Linked DNA regions of Homo sapiens: region 1 is linked to region 2. The links are chromatin loops, found by intact Hi-C in ENCODE. Cell type or tissue: CD4-positive, alpha-beta T cell. All regions are shown on one strand. Each heading gives the region's core, and the rest is flanking DNA. Links, peaks and the distances in the headings are about the cores only.

Region 1 (15,360 bases), core at 1-5,000, 82 kb before region 2:
GGTAGCTCTGAGAGACTCATAAAGTATAAGCTTTTAGTGTCTGAACTTTGTATCTATTTTGAATGTACAGAAGCCTTTTTGTTGGCTTGTTTCTCATGTAATCCTTTCAAGAATTAAATAAGAATTGTACTTGAGTCATTTCTGAATAAAAAATGCATTATATACCTGTCAAAAGCCAGGTGACAAGAGGTGACAAGTAGTTACTTAAAGGTAACGACTAAAACTTTGGAAAAATATCAGTATTACAGAAAATACAGACAAGTTACATAAGTATTTTCATGTAAGAAGCCAAGTGTCTGAATATAAATTATTTTCCAACTTTGGTTTCTCTGATATTTAGTTCACACTCACTTAATCAAGTTCTCATTTAGATGTACTTAAAAATCTGATGAATAACAATGAGAAGATATCATAAATAGCACTATATGATCATTTAATAATATTTTATCAAGAAATGACAATCTCCTGAGTATTCAAAAACATAAATCTTTGCTTTTCAACTTTAAGTATCTGTCAGCCTTCCAAATACTGAATAGCTAACAGCATAATGTGGTCAAACTAAAGTGAAAGAGAATAATATTCAAATATCTCTCTTATTTAAAACACACAATACACATAAAATAATATGTCTGGCTATCTGCAAATATCTTACTAAAAAATAAAAACCCTTAACCTTTTATTTTAATATAGTTTAATGAATTATGTTGAGATTGTAGCCTTGGGAAATTTTCTCTTGATGGAAAAATATTAAAGCATTTATAAAAATAAAATCCCAACACAGCAATGAACATAAGCAACATTTAACACACTAATCTACTGGAAAAATATTTTTTAAGTCACATGAATATGTAAAAGTCAAGCAGATATTATGAATATAGGCAAACAAATTTTGGTTTATCAAATGGATAAAAAAAATTTTATAAAAATGGGCTCTCTATTGGAAAGTCCCAACTCTACTTCCCAATAAATCCAATTTGTAAAGATAGCAAGAAAACTTCAATAATAACTTTGGTGACAATAAAAAAAGAACTATATGACCATTTGGATATAGTAGAAACCAAAAGGAATATTCTATAATGAAAAACAAGGAGTTAGAAATGCAGTATAAGTTACGGGGCTCTGTAGGAAAGAGAACCATGGATATTAAAATTAAGAGCGGGGCCAGGCATGGTGGCTCATGCCTGTAATCCCAGCACTTTGGAAGGCCGAGGTGGGCGGATCACCTGAGGCCAGGAGTTTGAGACCGGCCTGGCCAACATGGTGAAACCCCGTCTCTACCAAAAAAAAAAAATACAAAAATTAGCAGGATGTGGTGGCGGGCACCCTTAATCCCAGCTACGCAGGAGGCTGAGGCAGGAGAATCCCTTGAACCCAGGAGGCGGAGGTTGCGGTGTGCAGAGATCATACCATCGCACTCCAGCCTGGGCGACAAGAGTGAAACTCCGTCTCAAAAAAAAAAAAAAGGAATTAAAAGCATTTTCCAAATTTTTTTACACACAAGGTTCAAGGTGAAAAAAGAAGGAGGCATTGTTCTAAAACTACTTTAAACTCTCTACCAATAAGTATCCACATTGTGGTTTGCCACAGCAAAAACGTACTTTCAAATTCTTCCTCTTTCCCCCAGAATTAGGTACATGATTTAATTACTTCCCTTGTTAACAATTCTACTTTTTTCTCTTTTTTTTTTTTTTTTTTTTTTTTTTTTTTTTTTTGAGACGGAGTCTCGTTCTGTCACGCAGACTGTAGTGCAGTGGCATGATCTCGGCTCACTGCAACCTCTGCCTCCCAGGTTAAAGCAATTCTCCTGCCTCAGCCTCCCGAGTAGCTGGGATTACAGGTGTGCACTACCAGGCCTGGCTAATTTTTGTATTTTAGTAGAGACAGGGTTTCAGCATGTTGGCCAGGCTGGTCACGAACTCCTGACCTCAAGTGATCCAACTGCCTCAGCCTCCCAAAGTGTTGGGATTACAGGTCACAGCACCCGGCTCAATTCTACTTTTCTAAGTAAACTCGCTAAATCAAATGCTGACATTCTTGGACAGTTGTAAAACAAGAGCCATGTGGAAAGAGTATTTAAAAAATACCCTTAAGGAGACTCAGCCAGGTGCAGTGGCTCACATCTGTAATCCCAGCACTTTGGGAGGCCGAGGCAGGCGGATCACTTGAGATCAGAAGACCAGCCTGGCCAATATGGTAAAACCCTGTTCTCTACTAAAAAAATGGTAAAACCCTGTCTCTACTAAAAAAAAAAAAAAATACAAAAAATGGCCGGGCGTGGTGGCGCATGCCTGTAATCCCAGCTACTCGGGAGGTTGGGATAGGACAATCACTTGAACCCAGGAGGTGGAGGTTGCAGGGAGCCGAGATCGCACCACTACACTCCATCCTGGGTGACAAAGTGAGACTCTGTTTAAAAAAAAAAAAAAATACTCTTAACGAGAGTCAAAAACTAAGGAGATAGTCTCAAATTTGCCAAAAATTAGCTGTGTGTTTTAAAGCAAGTCAAGCAAGCTACCTGGACTAAATATTCTTCTTCACAAATTTTTGCAATTTTAGATTGTATGACCACTCTAAGTTCTCATCCAGCTCTAAAATACTGTAATTATGTTCTAATATCAAATCAAAGTCCAAATCATTTAAGGCTATGGTCCAAGGTTTAAAACAAAGTAATTTTTGAAAACTCTTTCTATAAGCTTAATATGGATTAAACTAGATGCTATTATCATCCTCATTTTACAATCATGTAACAGGCACAGAGAGGTTAAGCTACTTGTCCCAGGTCACACAGCCAGTAATGGTCAGAGATAGGGTACAGACCCAGACACTCTAGAACCAGAGTTTGTGCTCTGAACACACTAATCTATACTGATTTTAATCACTATGAAATACAGATATCCTGTGCTATCTTATTGAGAGGGTTAAAACCAAATTCAGGGTCCCAAAATTTGTACTGTATCCAGCCACATATCAATACACCCCAGTTTTTCGTCTTTTTGCTTCATCTTAACCCTCAGTATCTCATGTTGCTATATTAAGAAAGTAAAAATAGTTTTAAAAATCTGCTTCCTGGCCAGGCACAGTGGCTCATACCTGCAATCCCAGCACTTTGGGAGGCTCAGGTGGGCGGATCACAAGGTCAGGAGTTCAAGATCAGCCTGACCAACGTGGTGAAACCCCATCTCTACTAAATATACAAAAATAGTCAGGCGTGGTGGCGCGCGCCTGTAATCCCAGCTACTCAGGAGGCTGAGGCAGGAGAATCACTTGAACCCGGGAGGTGGAGGTTGCAGTGAGCTGAGATGGCACCACTGCACTCCAGCCTGGGCGACAGAGCGATACTCCGTCTCAAAAAAAAAAAAAAAAAAAAAAAAGGAAAAAAAAAAAGTCTGCTTCCCTACACTTCAGAAAAAGGAACATGAATTTTTAAAAAGTCAACTTCCATAAAAACTTAACACATGTTGAAATGCGTATAAAATCTTTAGATCTTAGCAAAGTGTTAATTTACATAATGATAATAGGACACTGTAAATATCTGCTCTAACATCAAGAAATTAGCTTTTGAGGAAAAATTTAAAAATTAAACAAAATCCACGCAAGATAGGGTGAGAAAAAATAAAATAAAATAAAAAGAAATTAAATTTACAGCTAAGCAAAGTCACTCATGCCTGCAATCCTAGTGCTTTGGGAGGCCAAGGAGGGAGGATTGCTTGAGGCCAGGAGCTCAAGACCAGCCTGGGCAATAAAATAAGACCCAATATCTACAAAAAATTTTGAAAATTAGTCGAGCATGGTGGTGCATGCCTGTAGTCTCAGTTATTTGGGAGGCTGAAGCAGGAGAATCACGTTAGCCCAGGAGTTTGAGGCTACAAAGAGCTATGATCATGCTACTGATGTACTCCAGCCTGGGTGACAGAACAAGATCCTGTCTCTAAAAAAAAAAAAACAAACAAAAAAAACAAAGAAAAAGAAAGAAAGAAATTAAATTTAAAATTTTGTGATTAAAAACCCAATTGTTGGCCAGGCACAGGGGCTCATGTCTGTAATCCCAGCACTTTGGGGGACTGAAGAGGAATGCTGGAGCTCAGGAGTTCAAGACGAGCCGGGGGTATGTAGGGAAACCTCAATTCTACAAAAAAGTTAAAAATTAGCCAGATGTGGTGGTGCACACCTGTGGTCAATCCACTGAGCTGCTCGAGAGGCCAAAGTGGGAGGATCACTTGAGCCCAAGAGGTCGAGGCTACAATGAGCCATGAGCAGTCCACTATACTCCAGCCTGGGCAACAGAACAAGACCCTGTCTCTAAAAAAAAAAAAACAAAAAGAAAAACCCAATTGTTTCTTCAGAGTAGCTGCAGTAGAAAAAAAGAAAAAAGAGACCCAATTGTTGACAAAATTATGAAAAAAAAACCAATATTCTCGTACTTTATTGGTAGGAATTTTAATTGGTTAAACCCTTCTGGATAAAATCTTAATAGTAAATATGCGCTTTGATCCAGAAATTCCAGGACGAACCATAAGGAAATAATTAATGCAGTACAGTGCTCAGGAGTTTGGTTCTGGAGTTCTGCAACCTGAATTGGATCTTGCTTTAACTACTAATTGAAGGTATGATCATGGGAAAGTAACCACCTCTTTAACTCTCAAATTTTCTTCTTTGTAAAATGGGGAGAAAATACCTATTCAGGGTGGTTGTGCAGAACTGAGTTATTGAATGTGAAATACTTAGAACGGTGTATAGCACAGAAGAGCTAAATAAATGTAACTTGTTTTATAGAAGATTTAGTTATAAGTATGTTCGTAACAGCTTGCTTGCAACATTTTTAAAAACCAGAATCTAAAGGTCTTTACAAAAGAGGATAATAAATAAATTGTGGCACATCCATTTAATACAATAATATTTAGCCATTCAATAATATATTTAATACACTGATATTAAGTATATTTAATATTTAATAAATATATTACAATATTATCAACCTCCACAATAAGCAAAGAAATGCAAATTAAAATTAGAACAATTTTGTATTATATAGTCAATAATTAAAAAGTCAATAATTGGTAACAACCAATGTTGGTGAGGTGTGGGAATGTAGGAAATAGCATTCTCATAAACTATGCCTGCTGGGAGTAAAAACTGCCACAGCGTTTTCAGAACAATTATTTCAACACTTTCAAAATGGTCAGCATACTCATGGACCCATCAGTTCCACTTACAATTACTTATTCTTCCAGAGACACTCAAATATCTACAGAAAATGCACAGCATTAATCAAAGTAGCATTACTAGGAATGGAAAAAACTGAAAATAACTTGTATTCATCATTCTGCATTTGTACTTTCTGGAATACTATGCAGTTGTTAAAATAATTAAGTAGAAAGTTAAATAAACTGATAACGATAGAAAAAAGGCTTATATCAGAAATATAAAGAAATTTCCATTTTTTTAATACTATACAATCATAAAAAAAGAATGAAATCATGTCTTGTGCAGCAACGTGGATGCAGCTGGAGGTCATCATCCTAAGCAAACTAATGCAGAAACAGAAAACTAAATACTGCATTTTCTCGCTTATAAGTGAGAGCTAAATATTGGGTATACCTGGACATAAAGATAGGAACAAAAGACGCTGGGGACTACTAGAGGGGGAAGACAGGGAGGAAAGCAACGGCTGATAAACCACCCATTGGGTTCTATGCTCACTATCTGGGTGATGGGTTCAATCACACCCTAAACCTCAGCATCATGCAATATATACCTTTGTAACAAACCTGCAAATGTACTCCGATTTTAAAATAAAAAGTGAAAAAAGAAAAAGGAAATACAAAAAAATTCAAATTAAAAAAAAGGATTAATTTATTATATATACCCCACATATGTGAACACAAAAGGGTCTGGAAGGACACAAGTCAAATTGCTCATTGTTAGCCCTGACAAAACATGGAAGTAGGAACAAGAACCTTCATTTTCTCACTTTCTACTCCATAGATCTACAATTTGTATACTCCTCGCCCTCCAATTTTCTTTGAGTATACATTCCTTTTTTTTTTTAATTTAAAACAGTAATAAAAGAACAAAGACAAGACAGTTAAGGATCATGCATGGGAGGACTTTGGCTTTTACTAAGAGTGAGATGAGAAGCCATTAAGGGTTTTAAGCAGAGTAGTGATAGGATCTGATTTATGTTTTTAAAGGATCACTCTTGTCTATGCAAAGAATATGATAGAGAGAGCAGAAGTGGAAGAACTGATCAGTTAGATAAAAAACTATGGCCTGCATTTGGCCCAAGGTCTGTTCTTGTATATCTAAACTAAGAATAGTTTTTGCTTTTATAAAGGGTTAAAAAAAAGAGATGACTATGAGACAGAGATTGTATGACCTGTAAAACTTAATTTATCACCTAGCTCTTTAAAGAAAAAATTTGCCTGACCCCTGGATTAGGACACTACTGCAATAATCCCATTAAGAGACAATTATGGCTTAGACTAGGGTTATGGCAATAGAGGCGTTGTGAAGTGGCCATGTTCGAGATACATTTTGAAATTATAGCTAACAGAGTTTACAGAAGAACTGAATGAGGAGAAGATAAAGGTTAAGTTTACTCCAAGGTTTTTCAGTGTGAGTTACTAGAAGAATGGAATTTCCATTTGCTAGATAAGGAAGACTATAAGCAGGTTTGGAGAGAAACATCAGGAGTTCAGTTTTGGACATATTAAATTTGAGATGCTTCATTAGATGAGATATTCAAGAAGGGATGATGAATTAGAGAAGTCCAGATTAGACAAATTTAGAAGTCATCCACACGTGGCCTATATTTAAATGATTAGATCACCAAAGGAGTATGTTTAGGTGGTGAAGATAAATGCTTTGAGGACTGAACCATGAGGCACTCCATTGTGTAGGGATGGGGAGATGAAAAGGAATCAGCAAAGGCAGAAAGGGAATGACTGGTGAGGTAAAAGGAAAAAGCAAGAGAGTACCTAAGAAGAGAGTATATTTCTTCTTCATTGCACTGTTTCAAGAAGGAAGAAGTAACCGTTTATGTAGAAACCTGCTGAAAAATTAAAACAAAGTATTGATCTCTGGATATGACAACAAGAGAAATCTTGATGGAGTGATGGAGACAAAAGGCTGACTGGAAAGAGTAAAGTGAGGAATGGGACAGAATATACTCAACTCTTTTTAGAACTTTTACTGTAAAGGATAATGAAATGAGGCAATGAAAGCAGAGGAATATGAGATCAAGAAGTTTTGCAAAGATAAGAAATATTTGCATGTTGGAGGAAATAGGGAGGGAAAAACCAATGATTTACAAAAAAGTAGGGAGGACTGCTAAAGCCATGTCTTCAAATGGGTAAATTGAGATGTGGGATCTAGTCCCGTTGAGGTGTGGGATCTAGTCACAAGTGGAAGGATACTCATTGCTTTTGTAGTGGGCGGGGGGGGTGGGGGATATTATTTTTTTAATTTAAAAAAAAGTACTTTGCATAGTTTCTTTTGAAAGTACAACCAAAGTACTTTCCGAAAAGTAAAATATCTAATATCTTTAAAAACACATTTTTCAATTCTGTAATTAAACTATGCTGTTTTCCAAAAAAAAAAAAAAAAAAAAAAAAAAAAAAAAGATGTATTTAAAATTATGCTCTTTTCATCAGTGGTTAATGTTACCAGTGCAAGTAAGTCACTTACCATACTGTTATTGAGATTCTTGTCGACTTTGCAGAACGTGTGTGGTGGGCTTTCTCCTTTACTGGGTATAATAATACATATGTCAGTGACAGCCAACGTATTCTGAGTCATGTTTTCAGAGGCTCTTCGGTAAGTGATATAAATTCTTTGTGATGAGGTACTCCCACTAATATTTGCGGGGCGCCCATAGGGAGTACTCTGAATAATTTCACAACCCTGTTTCAATCTTTCTTTCCAGTCATATAAAACCCTAAAAATAAATTTTTAAAAATAAATACACAAAGCACTTTAAATATGAAAAGTAATATTCTCAGGCATCATCAACTGATCCTTAAATGTAGTAGCATGGTAAAAATATTCCAATCTTACTGCAATTTTAAAATGCACGGTCTTGTATGAATTAAAGAATAACTCTTTTCCCCACCAAAAACTTTGTTTTAAGGAAAAATTCTGACAAACCATTGTGTTTGTTAATATAAACCAGAGAAAGGTACAATTAAATGTGAAGGTACCTATTTTGGCACATCATTTAATATAGTTATTAATTTATTTTTTGTCTCTAAAACAAGCACCTTCTTTAGAAAAAGCAACTGGGCATTTTGGCCAAAGTTAAAATTTTACAAAAGGTTACTTGCCCAACTGTGTAGAGTCTGCTTGCACGCTTTTATCTCCAATACTTTCCTTAGCTTTAAGAGACAGTTTTAGGCTAAGAGAATGTAACTTCAAATCCATCCTTAATCAAAAGTCTGGGTGAGGCACTAGGCTTTTATTTTCTCTTTATTGGGGTAAAATCATAGGCTTTTAGTACAGGGTGGACCTGGCATCCATTCATTAAGTTTTCTATACTTAAGCACTAAGGAACACTAAAAAAAATAGTGCTTAAATAACATTAGTTTATTCCCTCATTAAATTCATTGATTTGTACTTTAATGCCAAGTCCTTGGCACTAGTAAAAAAATAAAAATAAAATAAGCTATATATGGTTTTTTTGAGACAGAGTCTCGGAGTCTCACTCTGTCACCCAGGCTGGAGTGCAGTGTTGTGATCTCAGCTCACTGCAACCTCTGCCTCCAATGTTCAAGCGATTCTCCAGCCTCAGCCTCCCGAGTAGCTGGGATTACAGGCGTGTGGCACCACACCTGACTAATTTTTGTATTTTTAGTAGAGACAAAGTTTCACCATGTTGGCCAGGCTGATCTCGAACTCCTGACCTCAAGTGATCTGTCTGCCTCGGCCTCCCAAAGTGTTGGGATTACACGTGTAAGCCACTGTGCCTAGCTACAAATTAAATATGTTTCTGCATTTGCTATAAAGCTATAAATTAAATGTGTTTTTGCATTTGCTATAAAACTTGTAACAAGCAATGTCTTCATCATCAATCAATATTTCTCATATAAAATCCACTATACAAATAAAATATAATGCCAAAAACTGGTCAAATTATTTCTTTCTTTCTTTTTTTTTTTTTTTTTTGAGATGAAGTTTCGCTTTTGTTGCCCAGGCTGAAGTGCAATGGCATGATCTTCGCTCACTGCAACCTCCGCCTCCTGGATTCAAGCAAGTATCCTGCCTCAGCCTCCCAAGTAGCTGAAATTACAGGCACGCACCACTACACCACACTAAGTTTGTGTTTTTAGTAGAGACAGGGTTTCGCCATGTTGGTCAAGCTGATCTCGAACGCCTGACCTCAGTTGATCTACCCACCTAGGCCTTCCAAAGTGCCGGGATTACAGGCATGAGCCACTGTGCCTGGCCAAATTATTTCTAATATAAGTTTTAATTTCACTTTTTCTTCTGGCCATCAACAAATTAAAAAAAAATCTTCTCAATATTTTGAAAATTTACAGTTAAATTTGATGCTTAATCATAGCAACTGCATGAATCCTAATGTTAGCTTAAGTGCTTATTCTTCCTTCTTTTGATCTTGTTTTGCTTTTTCTTAACTTAAAAAAGGCACCTACACACAGAGAAGTTAGACAATCTAAATTCAAATTCCCACCACCTGTTACTAGCTGCAGTTCTGTAAGCAGTTACTTAACCTCTCTGAGCCTTATAGTCAGCTATAAAATCTAAACATTTTGGCTTCAAAGGATTCCATAAAGAAAAGTAAAAAGAACCTACAGAAAATATTTGTAAATCATTTAACTGATAAGCGGCTTTATCTAGAATATATTAAGAACTCTTATAGCTCAACAAACAAAAAGACAACCAAATTAAAAATGGGGAAAGGATCTGAATAGACATTTCTCCGAAGATATACAAACTTGTCAGTAAGCACATAAAAAGATGCTCAACATCATTAGCCATCAAGTGAATGCAAATCAAGACCATATGAGATACCATCTCACACCTGCTGGGACAGCAATAATCAAAATAATATGAAATGCTGACTAGGACATGGAGAAATTGGAACCCTCATGTACCGCAAGTGGGAATGCAATATGGTACAGTTTGCTTAGCAGTCTGGCAGTTCCTTAAAAGATTGAACATGGAATTACCATTACGATCCAGCAATGTCACTCCTAGGTATATACAAATAAAAAATGAAAATACATGTCCACATAAAAACTTGCACATGAATATTCATGGCAATATTATTTATAATAGCCAAGAAGTGGAAAAGTCTCAAACATCCATCAACAGATGAATAAACTGTGGTATACCCATATGATGGAATATTATTCAGTCATAAAATGGAATAAAGTACCGACACATACTATAACATGGATGAACCTTGAAAACATTATGCTAAGAAGTCAGTCAAAAAAGATCATATACATAGTATGATTCTATTTATATGAAATGTGCAAAATAGGCAAATCCATAAAGACAGAAAGTAGCCAAAGGCTAAGTGAGTTAGGAAATTGGGTAGCAACTAAGGAGTACAGGGTTTCTTTTTGGCATGATAAAAATGTCATAGAATTTATTGTGGTGATGGTTGCAAAACTCTGAAAATACTAAAAACTATTGAATTGTACACTTTAAATAAATGAGTGGCTGTATGGTATACGAATTGTATCTCAATAATAAAGCACCCTAAGTAAAGCTCTAATTTACCCCAATATCCTTCTTTGATACACACAGTTAACAATCCATCTATAATGGGGCTGGGTGTGGTGGCTCACATCTGTAATCCCAGTACTTTGGGAGGCCAAGGCAGGAAAATCACTTGAGGCCAGGAGTTTGAGACTAGCCTGGGCAACATAGCAAGACCCTGTCTCTACAAAAAAATTAAAAACTAGCCAGATGTGACAGCGTGTATCTATAGTCCCAGCTACTCAAGAGGCTGGGGCAGGAGGATTACTTGAGGCCAGGAGTTTGAGGCTGTAGTGAGCTATGATCATGCCATTGCACTCCAGCTGGGTGATAGAGATTAACCCTGTCCCTTTAAAAAGAAAAAAATCCATCTATACTGATCATTATAACATGCTTAAAAGCCTTTTTTCGTACTTTAAAAATAATCAAAAATTTTCCAATCAGGATAACACTTTAATTTTCTAGTACTTTCCTGCAAATGTTTTTCAAATTCTCTCCCCTGCCTCTAACTGAAAGAAACCCAGGCAAGGTAAGACTGCTGGGAACTTCAGGATAAAGAGAGACAAAAGGAAACAGGGAGAGAATACAGGTTTCTGAATACAAACTTGTGTATTTTTCTAAATCTGCCATACATCTATTAATGACCAGAATGAACAGTTAATCTCCAAATCTACAAGGCATATTATTTGGATCAATAACAGTAAGTCGTTTAAAAAAATACTTACCCCAGATCTGTAAGTGGAGGCTTATCTCTTCCTCTTCTATAGCAAAGGTAAATCTGTGGCCCCACAAGACTTCCATTATTAAGATCAGCTGACAATCCAGTTGGGGTAACATCAATACAGATATAATCCTGTGGGACTTCCTCCCCAAGAGATTTGATAATAACTGAAACATCTGTAATAGGTTCTTTTGGTTTAGCTACTTTATGACAAGCATCATTGAAGTGAATTTCTTCTTCTAGAGGCTTTGAAACATCAGTTAATCCTGCTACAACAAAGTAGTCAGCAACACGAGGCCCCTTGTCTTCAATCATCTTCCATTACAGAAGGTTACATCTAAAAGGAAAGTAAAAGACTAGTACTCCCCTATAATAAGCAAAATAAATACAAGTGGTTTGTGTGCAAATAAGAACAAAAAACTACAAAAAGAGCACTAGTTCCTTGATAAACACAGTAGCATTGTATATTTAACTTACATGTAAAAAGAATTTAACAATAAAAACATCTTTAGCAATCTTTTATTATAAAAGTAATGGATGAATTCCCAATTTTGGCAATAGTGAAACCTACATTACCTAAGTAGACAACAAAAAGAGATCTTTTTAAATGCACAGTCTGGCCAGGTGCAGTGGCTCACGCCTGTAATCCCAGCACTTTGGGAGGCCAAGGCAGGTGGATCACCTGAGGTCAGGAGTTTGAGACCAGCCTGGCCAACATGGTGAAACCTTGTCTCTACTAAAAATACCAAAAATTAGCTGGGCGTGGTGGCAGGTGCCTGTAATCCCAGCTACTCAGGAGGCTGAGGCAGGAGAATCTCCTGAATCCGGGAAGCTGAGGTTGCAGTGAGCCGAGATCGGACCACTGCACTCCAGCCTGGGTAAAAAGAGTGAAACTCCATCTCAAATAAATAAATAAATAAATAAATGCACAGTCGTTCAGTAAACGCTTTTAAATATAAATCTTACACAGACTTGTAAGAATGTAAGGGAAATTCCTAGGTCCCCAAAACACTGAAGAAACCAAAAGTCAGAATGCAGTCTGTAAACTACCACTGAGTGGGGAAATTTACTGATCTCCTCAATAATCAAGAGGCTTGTGTGTTTATTTTGTTTTATTCTTCTGAGATGGGGGGGGGGGGGTCTCACTATGTTGCCCAGGCTGGTCTTGAACTCCTGGGGTCAAGTGATCCTCCCATCTCAGTCTACCAAAGTGCTGGGATTACAGGCATAAGCCACTGCACCTGATCCGGCTTGTGTTTTAGAAGGCATTAAAAGCATGGGAGATAAGCACTTCAGACCACATAGATAGAGAATTGGAACTGAGCCACCTATATAAAGCTGAGAGTTTCAAAGGACTATACTCCCAGCCAAAGAGTGGTTTTAAAAGACCTATCCACTGACACAGGGAGATAATAAAGTTGTAGGGAGGGTAGCGGGGGAGTCTCCTCTGAGAATTCCTAACAATAGGCCTATTCACACTTGGGTTTGGGGTTTGTACTTAAACCATATGGATGGTCCCAGGAAACTACAAACTAAGAAATTAATAATAAAAGCGCTCTCAGGTTGGCCGAGCGCGGTGGCTCACGCCTGTAATCCCAGCATTTTGGGAGGCCGAGGAGGGCAGATTACCTGAGGTCGGGAGTTCAAGACTAGCCTGACCAACATGGAGAGAACCCATCTCTACTAAAAATACAAAATTAGCCAGGCGTGGTGACACATGCCTGTAATTCCGCTACTTGGGAGGCTGAGGCAGGAGAATCGCTTGAACCCAGGAGGAAGAGGTTGTGGTGAGCTGAGATCGCACCATTGCACTCCAGCCTGGGCAACAAGAGCGAAACTCTATCTCAAAAAGAAAAAAAAAAGTGTTCCCAAGCTAGTGATTCCCCTTGAAAAGTAAAACAGTTCTTGAGGGTACAGCCTCAACCCAGGTTTTCCACAGACAAAGCCCAGTGGAAGACAAGTTCCTGTTCCAAAACTACAAAAATGCATACACAAAAGTCTACCAGAAGTTAAGTCTCAGCAGATATATCAAACAGAAGAATTTCAAATAATAAAAGTAGGTAAGAGAGTGTAACAGTAATGCATGCTTACAACAGATTCAAAGAAAAAATACACAAAATAGAATCTATCACATATTTGCAGTCTCCTTTGGTTGTCCGGTATCACTTAATTTTATTTATGTATTTATTTATTTTTGAGACAGGGTCTCGCTCTGTCGCCCAGGCTGAAATGGAGTAGTGCAAACATGGCTCACTGCAGCCTTGACCACCTGGGCTCAAGCAATCCTCCTGCCTCAGCCTCCCATGCAGCTGGGACCACAGGTGTGCACCACCACGCCTGGCTGGTTTGTTTTTGTTGTAGAGATAGAGTCTCATTTTGTTGCCCAGGCTGGTCTCAAATTCCTGGGCTCAAGAGATTCTCCCGCCTCAGCCTCCCAAAGTGTTGGGATTACAGGTGTGAGCCACCATACCCAACCTATTTGTTTCTTTAACTAGGAGAATACATTCCACAGTACCATCATTATTTATATACCACTATTATAGGAAAAAAGTTTAATCTAAAACAATTTCCCAGAGTTTGTTTCATGTTAGACACAGTTCCAATAAGTGCAAAGAAAAGATTCCATGGACAAATAAATTAGGTATACACACTATAGGTCTCTTTGGATACTTACTATATATATAAAAATACTAAATCCTCAGCAGTCTTTTGATAAAGGCAGCCGATAAACTTTGCTTAACTCAGGATTTCCCAAGCCTATTTGAAAAATGAACCACATTTTCCCACTTAACAACTAGAAACAACCCTAAGAAAATGCTAGTTTACAGTAAACAATCTTCCCTTGTAGACCATAAAATCTCAGGGCAAAGACATTCTTACGTAGTATATACTTGTTTACAATATAATTATTAACATTTTCATCAAAATCCCAAAACTCATTTAATTTTCTATATTGCTAATGTCATCAGTTTTCAGAATTCATGACACATTTCTTGGAATCTGTATTCATCACTCAAATATACTCTAAGTATTCCCACTATTTTCTTTAAAAATGAGACTAGGCCAGGCAAGGTGGCTCACGCCTGTAATCCCAGCACTTTGGGAGGCCGAGGCGGGTGGATCACAAGGTCAGGAGTTCAAGACCAGCCTGGCCAATATGGTGAAACCCCATTTCTACTAAAAATAACAAAAATTAGTCAGGTGTGGTGGCATGTGCCTGTAGTCCCAGCTACTCGGGAGGCTGAGGCAGGAGAATTGCTTGAACCCAGGAGGCGGAGGTTGCAGTGAGACAAGATCGCGCCACTGCACTCCAGCCTGGGCGACCGAGCGAGACTCCATCTGGAAAAAAAAAGGAAAAAAAATGGGACTAAAGAAGATTAAATGTTTCTACTTGTTTTATTTACATACTAATGGCGCCTATGCAGCAATTTCCTTACATATAGGATTTCTACATATAATAAAGGGCTTAACCTTTTCAGAAATGCCTCCTAGATGGACACTTAAAAAGAAAGTGCTAACAATCTGTTCTGAGAAGACTGTTAAATGCTGACTTATCACCCTCAGCTCGTTGCATATAACAAGTGCTCCAAAAAAAGAGCAGTTTTACCCAATTGACCATCTATTTATTTAAGAAAGTTGCAGAATAACAAAAGGACTTTTGTGTTTAACTTTTTTTCTCCAGTTCATTAGTCTTTGAAAACAATTTTTAAAGGGCTGCATAGTATTTTATTTTATGGATATACCATTTTTGACCTATGTGCTTACTGTAGATCATTTATTACTTCTACTTATTTTGCTAATTTTTTTTAAAGGGTACAATGAATAATCTTGATAAACCTCTGGACACAACTCTAGTATTTCTTCAGGATACATTTGTTGAAATAGAATTATTAGGTCAAAGGTTATATCAGCCTTTA
Region 2 (9,223 bases), core at 1-5,000:
ACCGCAATCTCTGTCTTTCTTCATTCCAAAGAATTGCATCTCCAGCATTCCTTGCCCCTTGGCTTCCTTGGGATTTATTCAGGGGTGGCACCAGCCGGAGATCACGTATGCTAGAAGAGAGAGAAGTCAGGGTATTTCCTCCTTACTCTCTTCCTGCTTTGAGCCAGCTAGCTGCTTACCCCTCCCCACCCCCAACCTAGTCTCCTTTCTTGGGGTTGGATCCCTCCTCCACCATTCCCTGCTCTTACTGGATTCTGTAAGATTATTTCCTCCCTCTGTTCCTTTATCCCTAGGATAAGGAAATGTTGCTTCCCACTGTTGCTTTTCTCTTGGTGCCTTAACATCCCTGTTTACCCCTTAGCCCAGCCTACCTGTCTGTAAGTAGTTCTTTTATTAAAGTCTCTTCATTGCCAGGCACAATGCTCACACCTGTAATCCCAGCACTTTGGGAGACCAAGACAGGCGGATCACTTGAGGTCAGGAGTTTGAGACCAGCCTGGCCAACATGGTGAAACCCCCTTTCTGCTAAAAATACAAAAATTATCCTGGGGGTGGTGGTGGGTGCCTGTAAACCCAGCTACTCAGGAAGCTGAGGCAGGAGAATCGCTTGAACCCGGGAGGCAGAAGTTGCAGTGAGCCTAGGTTGTGCCACTGCACTCCAGCCTGGGTAATGGAGTGAGAGCCTGTCCCCCAACAAAAAAAAAAAAAAAAAGAGTCTCTTCATTTGAACCATCCTGACTCAAATCGTTTTCCTTTTTCTTTTTTTTTTTTCTTTTGACAGGCTCACTGCAACCTCTGTGTCCTGGGTTTAAGTGATCCTTCCACCTCAGCCTCCCGAGTAGCTGAGACTACAGGTGTGTGCCACCATGCCTGGCTAATTTTTGTATTTTTAGTAGAGATGGGTTTTTACCATGTGATATAGTTAGGCTTTGTGTCCCTACCCAAATCTCATCTTGAATTGTAATCCCCATAATCCCCATGTGTCAAGGGAGAGACCAGGTGGAGGTTAATTGAATCATGGGGGCAGTTTCCCACCTGCTATTCTCGTGATAGTGAGTTCTCACGAGATCTGATGGTTTTATAAGGGGCTCTTCCCCCGTCACTCAGCACTTCTCCTTCTGCCGCCACATGAAGAAGGTGCCTTGCTTATCCTTTGCCTTATGCCATGATTGTAAGTTTCCTGAGGCCTCCCCAGCCATGCTGAACTGTGAGTCAATTAAACCTCTTTCCTTTATAAATTACCCAGTCTTGGGCAGTTCTTTATAGCAGTATGAAAACAGACTAATACACCATGTTGCTCAGGCTGGTCCTGAACTCCTGGGCTCAAGCAATTCACTCATCTTGGCCTCCCAGAGTGCTGGGATTGTAGGCATGAGCCACTGCTCCTGGCTGAAATCCTTTTTCTTTTGGGATCCTGACAGACACAGCATTAAAGAGTACTTTTGAAATACATTTTAAAATACATTCTTGATAGATACTGTCAAATTGTATTGCAGAAAGGTCATATCAGTTTACACTCCCATTAGTAGAGTATGAAAGCCTGATGAGATGGGCTCTTGAGGTTGCAATAAACTTTTGAAGGCACTCAGTTTCCTGTTTGTTATCTAGTGCCTTCCGCTCTGATGTCACTCATATACAGAAGGTTCGGCATGGGCCATCTAAAGAAAAGTCATTCATGACACAGGTGAAAATATTGAGATAAGCAGTATTATATTATTTACAAACCTGAAATTCTAAGTGCAAGAAGAGACCCTGGATTGTGTTGTGAAAACAAGTCTTTTTGATTGATGTATAGGGAAGAACACATTCTGGCTGGGCATACAAATAGTGTGGTGTGGCTAGGGAATGTCAGCTCACATGCAGGTTACAGCATAAACATTAACCTAGGAAACCAATGGGGATGCAGTGCTGTTACCCTTAAGGTCTTAGTACTCATGTTGTGGAAGAATTCCTACTTCATCTTCCTAGTCCTGACTTTAAGAGAACAGTTTTTAGGTACATGGATTATGAGAAGCAGAAAGAATCCACAAAGACATCTTTGTGGACATTCCCTGCTTCTACTCAAATGAGAGGTAACCACTGGCATTTTAATCAATGATTGCTAGGACGGGGCTGAGATTTTAGCTAAGTGATTCCCATGTTTATCCTATAGCTGACTGGTAACACAGGTAGAAACATTGTGCTTTTCCATTTTCTTACAAAATAACGAGACACCTAGTGGGCACAACATGAAAATACCGTCATGGGAGTTGGTGAATTCAGTCAATACCCAGGTGAATGATATTTAGTAACTGCTCCAATGTTTAATTCTACAAAAGTAGTTTGGGCCAGGCATGGAGGCTCATGCCTGTAATTCCAGCACTTTAGGAGGCTTAGGCTGGTGGATTGCCTGAGCTCAGGAATTCAAGGCCAGCCTAGGCAACATGACGAAACCCTGTCTCTATAAAAAATGCAAAAATGTGTTGGGCGTGGTGACTTGCGCCTGTAGTCCCAACTACCTGGGAGGCTGAGGTGGGAGGATCACCTGAGCCTGGGGAAGTTGAGGCTGCAGTGAGCCTAGATCACACCACTGCACTCCAGTCTGGGTGACAAAGCGAGACCTAGTCCTCTTAGAGAAATACCCAGGTCCAGAAATCAGACCAACCATTGACTCATACTGGATAATTAAAATATACTTATTGTCATATATTTTAAAGCACTCATAGTTTTCAAAGTTCTTTCAACACAAAGTTTCTTTCCATAACACTAAGAACATACAATAGTCTCCCCCACTGGGCTGTGGGCTCCCTTAGAAAAGGGGCCACACCAGTTTCCTCCCAGCACAAGCCTAGTGTGTAGTACATAAAGAATACATAAAGAATAGGGGCTTTGGTAGCCCCTATTTGGTAGTTTGATGACTGAACTACCCTAGCAAGTGGGATAATTTCTGTTTTTTTTCTAGGTGAGAAAACAAAAAATCAGGCCGGGCACAGTGGCTCATGCCTGTAATCTCAGCACTTTGGGAATCTGAGGTCGATGGATCACTTGAGGCCGGAAGTTCGAGACCAGCCTGGCCAAGAGAGCGAAACCTCGTCTCTACTAAAAATATAAAAATTAGCCAGGCATGGTGATGCATGCCTGTAATGCTAGCTACTCAAGAGGCTGAGACATGAGAATCACTTGAACCTGGGAGGCAGAGGTTGCAGTGAGCCAAGATTGCGCCACTGCACTCCAGCCTGGGCCACAGAGCGAGACTCTGTCTCAAAAAACAAAACCAAAAAACAAAGAGTAGAGAGAGTTGTCCTCCAGTTAAATAAGTATAAAAGCCAACCATGAACCACACCCTATATACCTTGACCTTTGCCCATGCCCAAACAGACCTTTTGGGAAAGCCTCCTTGCTGACATAAATGCCTACTGGCCTTCCCCTCTGTTTTGAGTTACCAGCATCCATCTTTATTCCATCACCAGGGACCCTTTTGGAAGGTCATAGTATCTAAGTCAGGAGTGATCAATCCACGAACCAAGTGAGGCCCCAGTGGGAGGCCTTCCTCAGAGGATCTTCCATGTTAGATCACCTGATATCATACTCTACTTTCATCTCATGATGGGGTTAATGCATTTCTATCCTCATAGATCACATGCTCAATTAAGTATCTGGAGAGTAGATGGAGTAATAACATACTTATGTTACCAAGGTTCAGCCAAGGGACTTATAAATCCCAAGGCATCCCTGGCCAGACTTTGTCTTTGGAAAGTACATTATAAAGAGTTTTCATCACATAGCATGTAAAAGGGTCACAAATCCTGGGAGGTTACCTGGGCCAATGTTTCTCAAATTGGGGTTCAGGGACCCTTGAGAGTTCTACTGATGAGTTCTTAGGGCCTTGACATTATCTACAAGTATATTTTAGATTTCCCTCAATGATTATCTACAATTAACCTACACTTCTGGACCACCTGGCTAGCCACCACATAAGTGAATCTTGACACAAGGTTTCATTGTTCTGCACAAACTATTTAACATATTCTAATACCCAGTAATCAACTAAAATAATATGTAACTTTTAAAATTAAAATAATATGTAACTTTTAAAAGTTAGATATGGACTGAGGGTACAGTGGCTCACAGCTGTAATCCCAGCACTCTGGGAGGCTGAGGCGGGCGGATTACTTGAATCCAGGAGTTCGAGATCAGCCTGGGCAACATGGTGAAACCCCATCTCTACTAAAAAAAAAAAAAAATACAAAAAATTAGCCAGGCATTGTGTCATGCTCCTGTAGTCCCAGCTACTTGGGAGGCTGAGGTGGGAGAATCACCTGAGCCCAAAAAGTTGAGGCTGCAGTGAGCCAAGATGGCACCACTGCACTCCAGCCTGGGCAACCAGAGTGAGACTCTGTCTCAATCAATCAATCAAATCAAATAAAATGTAGATGTAATTCATATGCCATAAATGCATCCTTTTAAAGTATACAATTTAGTGTTTTTTGGTATACTCATAAGGTTGTGCAACCATCACTGCTACATAATTTCAGAGCATTTTCATCACCCCCCACACCTCAAAAAACCCCAAACCCATTAGCAGTCCATTTCCCTCTCTCCCCAACCCCTGGCAACCACTAATCTACTCTCTGTCTCTTTGGATTTGCCTATTCTGGACATTTTATATAACTGGAATCATATGACATGTGGTCTTTGTGTCTGGCTTCTTTCATTTAGCATGTTTTCGATATTCATCCATGTTGTAGCACGTACCAGCACTTCATTCCTTTTCGTTGCCATTGTATCCCATTGTTTATCCACCAATCAGTCAATGGACATTTGGGTTGTTTTCACTTTCTGGCCATTGTGAATAATACTGGTATGAAAAACTTGTAATTCCGGGCTGGGCACGGTGGCTCACGCCTGTAATCCCAGCACTTTGGGAGGCTGAGGCGGGCGGATTACAAGGTCAGGAGATTGAGACCATCCTGGTTAACATGGTGAAACCCTGTCTCTACTAAAAATACAAAAAATTAGCCGGGCGTGGTGGCGGGTGCCTGTAGTCCCAGCTACTCGGGAGACTGAGGCAGGAGAATGGCGTGAACATGGGAGGCGGAGCTTGCAGTGAGCTGAGATCATGCCACTGCACTCCAGCCTGGGCAACAGAGCAAGACTCTGTCTCAAAAAAAAAAAAAAAAAAAAGAAAAGAAAAACTTGTAATTCCGACTTAAAAAACTGGGGTCTACAGGTCTTCAGATATGTTCTTGGGGCTCTGTGACTTCTCAAATTTGAGAAATACTGAATCAGACTACATCGCTTAATAAAGAAAAAAATTGATCAGGTCCCACTCACAGTTAATGGAAGCTTCTATGACTAGATTTGTAGCACAAGCTGCTGTCTTTCTTATCTATAAGGAGTGGACATCTTGTTTTAGGGCCTTCCCAAATCATCTGTTCAATTCTTTCCAGGAGAGGGCTGCAATTAGCAGTATGGTTAACATTTAACTAATAATACTGACGTATGTTGGTTTAGCCCAGATGCTGGCAGCTTTTAATTCTCCAAACTCCTGGCCTGAATACTGATCATGTTTCCTCAGGCTAAAAGCCAGCAAAAAGAATCACCTGGCCAAACATCCCCTTTCAGTCTGCTTTCCTTAGAATGGCCTCCCAGGGGAGCTCTCTGGGCAAACAAAGCTGTTGACCTAGTTTGAAGGCCTGGAAAATTATCATGTGAGTCACTGGGACAACAGAGCAAAGTGCCAGGCCCCTGAGAAACTGTAAGCACAGGTTTCCGATGTCATCTATGTCCTCATAGGCTGAGAGAGGAGTCCCATAGCGGCCTGCCACTTTTCACCCAGCTGCTCCTTCAAGTGGTTTCCAAGCTCCTTGGCCCTGTGCATGGTGCCGCAGGGGCCCATTCCTGTTTTCCTCCCAGCGGGCTCTGAAAACAGCAACTCAGAGAGTGACAGCTCAGTTGTAGGAAACCAAAACAAAACCGGATACTTAGCGGAAGTCCTGTGGTGTTGTTTGGAGCAAGGCCACAAGCCCTCTCTGGGAAGGAAGTGCTGAAGCAGCTACAAAAATTTCAAACTGAAGACCAGGAATCCAGAGGCAGTATTTTAAAATAATACTCACATGAGCGAGGCAGGGCCTTGCAAAAGAGCACCTACACATTACTTAAGGAGTGTTTTATAATGTTTTGAAGATGCTACTTCCTAAATTACACAAAGAGCTAGAGAAGTTAGCCAGAAAAGCAATGTGGGTAAAACTGTTGTTACATTTAGATGGGTTGGACAGTTTGTAGCCTAGATGTCAGAAAGAGTGCTGAAACCTCCATGGGTCCTCATATAACTTCCCTGGGCATAAAGGACCCCTTAAGAAGGGTGAGTATCAAAGCAGAGGCTTCTAAATATTCAGGATAGCATGAAGACAGAAGGAGGACATATTGACAGGACTAGGTGAGGAGACAGTTCATTCATGGCTTTTTTTTTTTTTTTTTTTTTTGGTAACACTTGATTTTTTCAACACTTATACTAGGGTCTTCTTCATCAGGAGGATGTGGATGTTTAACATATCATTAGGCCCGGGATCATTTAAATCCATGTTTGGTGAGTGCTTTAAGAGAGTGAGTGATTATTAAATTCCTTCCATTGTAGGAATGGCAAATGAAATCTCCTTAATGGTTTTAGAGAATAAGCTTTTGTGCCTGGAAGAACTAGAAGACAATTCGATCACCAAGTTTTGGTGTCTTTAGCCCCACTCCTCTCGTTCTCCTCACTTAACTTCTTTCCTTTTTCCTTTCTGCCTCTGTCTACTTCTGACAGAGCAGGTGAACAAACAGCAAATGTGCAGAAAGAGGGTGTTCACTTCCCACCCTGGTGCTGTTGCTGCAGACTGCTTTAGAGCTGCTGTCTCCTGGGCTCAGGCAAAGTGCCAGCATCAATCTTTGTCATCAAAATCCCCGTGTCTGCCCTGTGTGCTGGGTGCCCTTCAGAGCCAGCAGGCCAGTTCCAGGCATGCATTTAGGTAGAAGACTGAAGGAGGGACTAGAGAAAACATTCAGAATTAGACAATAAGGATGAAAGAGGGGCAGAATCAGGTAAAAGTAAATATTTCACCAGTCTGTGTCTTACTGATGCATACAGTAGTGTGCCAGTAACACTGTTCATTTCAACTTTTTGCAATGATGGAAATGTTGTATATCCATGCTGTCTGATATAGTAGCTACACATGGGTACTGAATACTTGCAATGTGGAAAGCGAGGATGTTTTTATCCAGTTTAATTTTTGTTTATTTATTTTTTTTGAGACAGAGTCTCACTCTGTCGCCCAGGCTAGAGTGCAGTGGCGTGACCTCGACTCATTGCAACCTTTGCTTCCCAGGTTCAAGCAATTCTCGTGCCTCAGCCTCCCTAATAGCTGGAATGACATGTGCATGCCACCATACCTGGCTAATTTTTGCATTTTCAGTAGAGATGGGGTTTCACCATATTGGCCAGGCTGGTCTTGAACTCCTGACTTCAAGTGATCCACTCACTTCAGCCTCCCAAAGTGCTAGGATTATAGGCATGAGCCACCACACCCGGCCCAGTTTAATTTTAATTAATTTAAATGCAAATAGTCATTTGTGGCTGGTGACTACTGTATTAGAGACACTAATGTTTCATTGTTTGTTTTTTTTTGAAATAAGATCTCTCTGTGTTGCCCAGGATAGAGTACAGTGGTGCGATCATGGCTCACTGCAACCTCCGTCATCTCCTGGGCTCAAGCTATCCTCCCACTTCAGCCTGCTGAGTAGCTAAGACTACAGGTGAATGCCACCATGTCCGGCTAATTTTTGTATTTTTAGTACAGATGGGGTTTCACCATGTTGCTCAAGCTGGTCTCGAACTCCTGGGCTCAGGCAATGTGCCCGCCTCGGCCTCCCAAAGTGCTGGGATTATAGGTGTGAGCAACCTCACCCGGCCAAGACACTGGTGTTTTAAAAGATAACAGAGAAACATAGGAGACCAGAGATTAGTGTTGGAGTTCTGGGGTCAGATCCCAGCTCTTCTATATATATTTGTTATTAGCTTGTAAAGAAGACACTTAAGCTCTCTGTACTACTTTTCATACAACTGTAACTGGGGCTTAATAATGTTTACCTTATGGTATTGTTATGATAGGTATGGTGGATGGAAGCTTGGATGGGAGGAAAGAGTCATTGACAAGTGTACTCTATCAACAAAACTGGCCGTAAGTATCTGGAAGAGGCAGAGGCCCAGGAGATGTGTACCTTTTCACAAACCCGGCAACCCTGGATTACCAATTGTGTTGCCAAATTGTTGCAGTTGCATTAAGATGTCACATTCATAGCTCTTTTTACTTTTTCAATGTTTTCATTGGAATCTTTCACTTTTATTCTGAGAAACAGATGTTAAAAGAAAAACTGTAGCCAAATTAAATTTAAAAGAGTTTAATTGAGCAAAGAACAATTTGTGAATCGGGCAGCCTCCTGAGCCAGAGTATGCTCAGAGACTCCAGCGCAGCCACATGGTGGAAGATTTATGGCCAGAAAAAGGAAAATGACAAACAGAAAAAAGAAGTGAGGAGGAGAAACAGCTGGATGGGTTACAGTTCGGTGTTTGCCTTATTTGAACACGTTTGAACAGTTGGCCATCCTTGACTGGCCAAAACTCAATGATTGACACAAAAGTAGACTACAGCCTGTATACAGCTCCATTTAGGTTATAGTTCATGATGTACAGAGAAACCTTTAGGCTGAACTTAAGATATGTAAGGAGGCAGCTTTATGCTAAACGTGATTTAACACTGGTAAGGCAAAGGCTATCAGTTGGATTTTCCAGATGAGAACACAGGCCAGGCACAGTGGTTTACGCCTGTAATCCCAGCACTTTGGGAAGCCAAGGTGGGAGAATCACTTCAGGCCAGGAGTTTGAGACCAGCCTGGGGAGCATGGTAAAACCCTGTCTCTACTAAAAATACAAAAATTAGCCAGGCATGGTGGCACACACCTGTAATCTCAGCTACTCGGGAGGCTCAGGCAGGAGAATAACTGGAACTCGGGAGGTGGAGGTTGCAGTGAGCCAAGGTCATGCCGCTGCACTCCAGCCTGGGCGACAGAGTAAGACTCCATCTCAGAAAAAAAAAAAAATTGCATAACAAAACCTTCTCTCTGGAAGACAGCAACTGCAGTCTTTACCACCAGAGAATCTCATGTATGGCTTCCACATGGCTGTGAATAAATGATTTTGTCCTGCAAT

What was found. Peaks named below come from ENCODE experiments on the same cell type or tissue, not always from the same donor. Only the 100,000 strongest peaks of a DNase experiment are listed, where the experiment ranks them.
Region 1: a loop joins it to region 2, with 2.4 times the contacts of the local background. A loop is called at or near these places in 12 of 110 quality-filtered maps.

Annotation. Positions count from the first base shown.
Region 1 is chr15:65,744,693-65,760,052 of GRCh38, forward strand. It overlaps DENND4A (DENN domain containing 4A), which reads right to left. Exons shown (of 33, transcript NM_001320835.1): 3 at 11,448-11,780; 4 at 7,687-7,936. The coding sequence starts at 11,758. Among named protein-coding and RNA genes, the nearest start is that of MIR4511, 33 kb to the left of the region's middle. In CD4-positive, alpha-beta T cell, for the core only: no CTCF peak of the experiment used is centred there; no DNase peak of the experiment used is centred there.
Region 2 is chr15:65,827,158-65,836,380 of GRCh38, forward strand. All of the region lies in intron 1 of LOC105370866 (a long non-coding RNA gene), which reads left to right. Among named protein-coding and RNA genes, the nearest start is that of TRQ-CTG1-4, 37 kb to the right of the region's middle. RefSeq lists enhancers at 5,189-5,919, 6,652-7,382. In CD4-positive, alpha-beta T cell, for the core only: CTCF peaks have their summits at 2,188 and 2,389; DNase peaks (open chromatin) are centred at 164, 1,604 and 2,214; H3K4me3 peaks cover 469 bases; H3K27ac peaks cover 2,205 bases.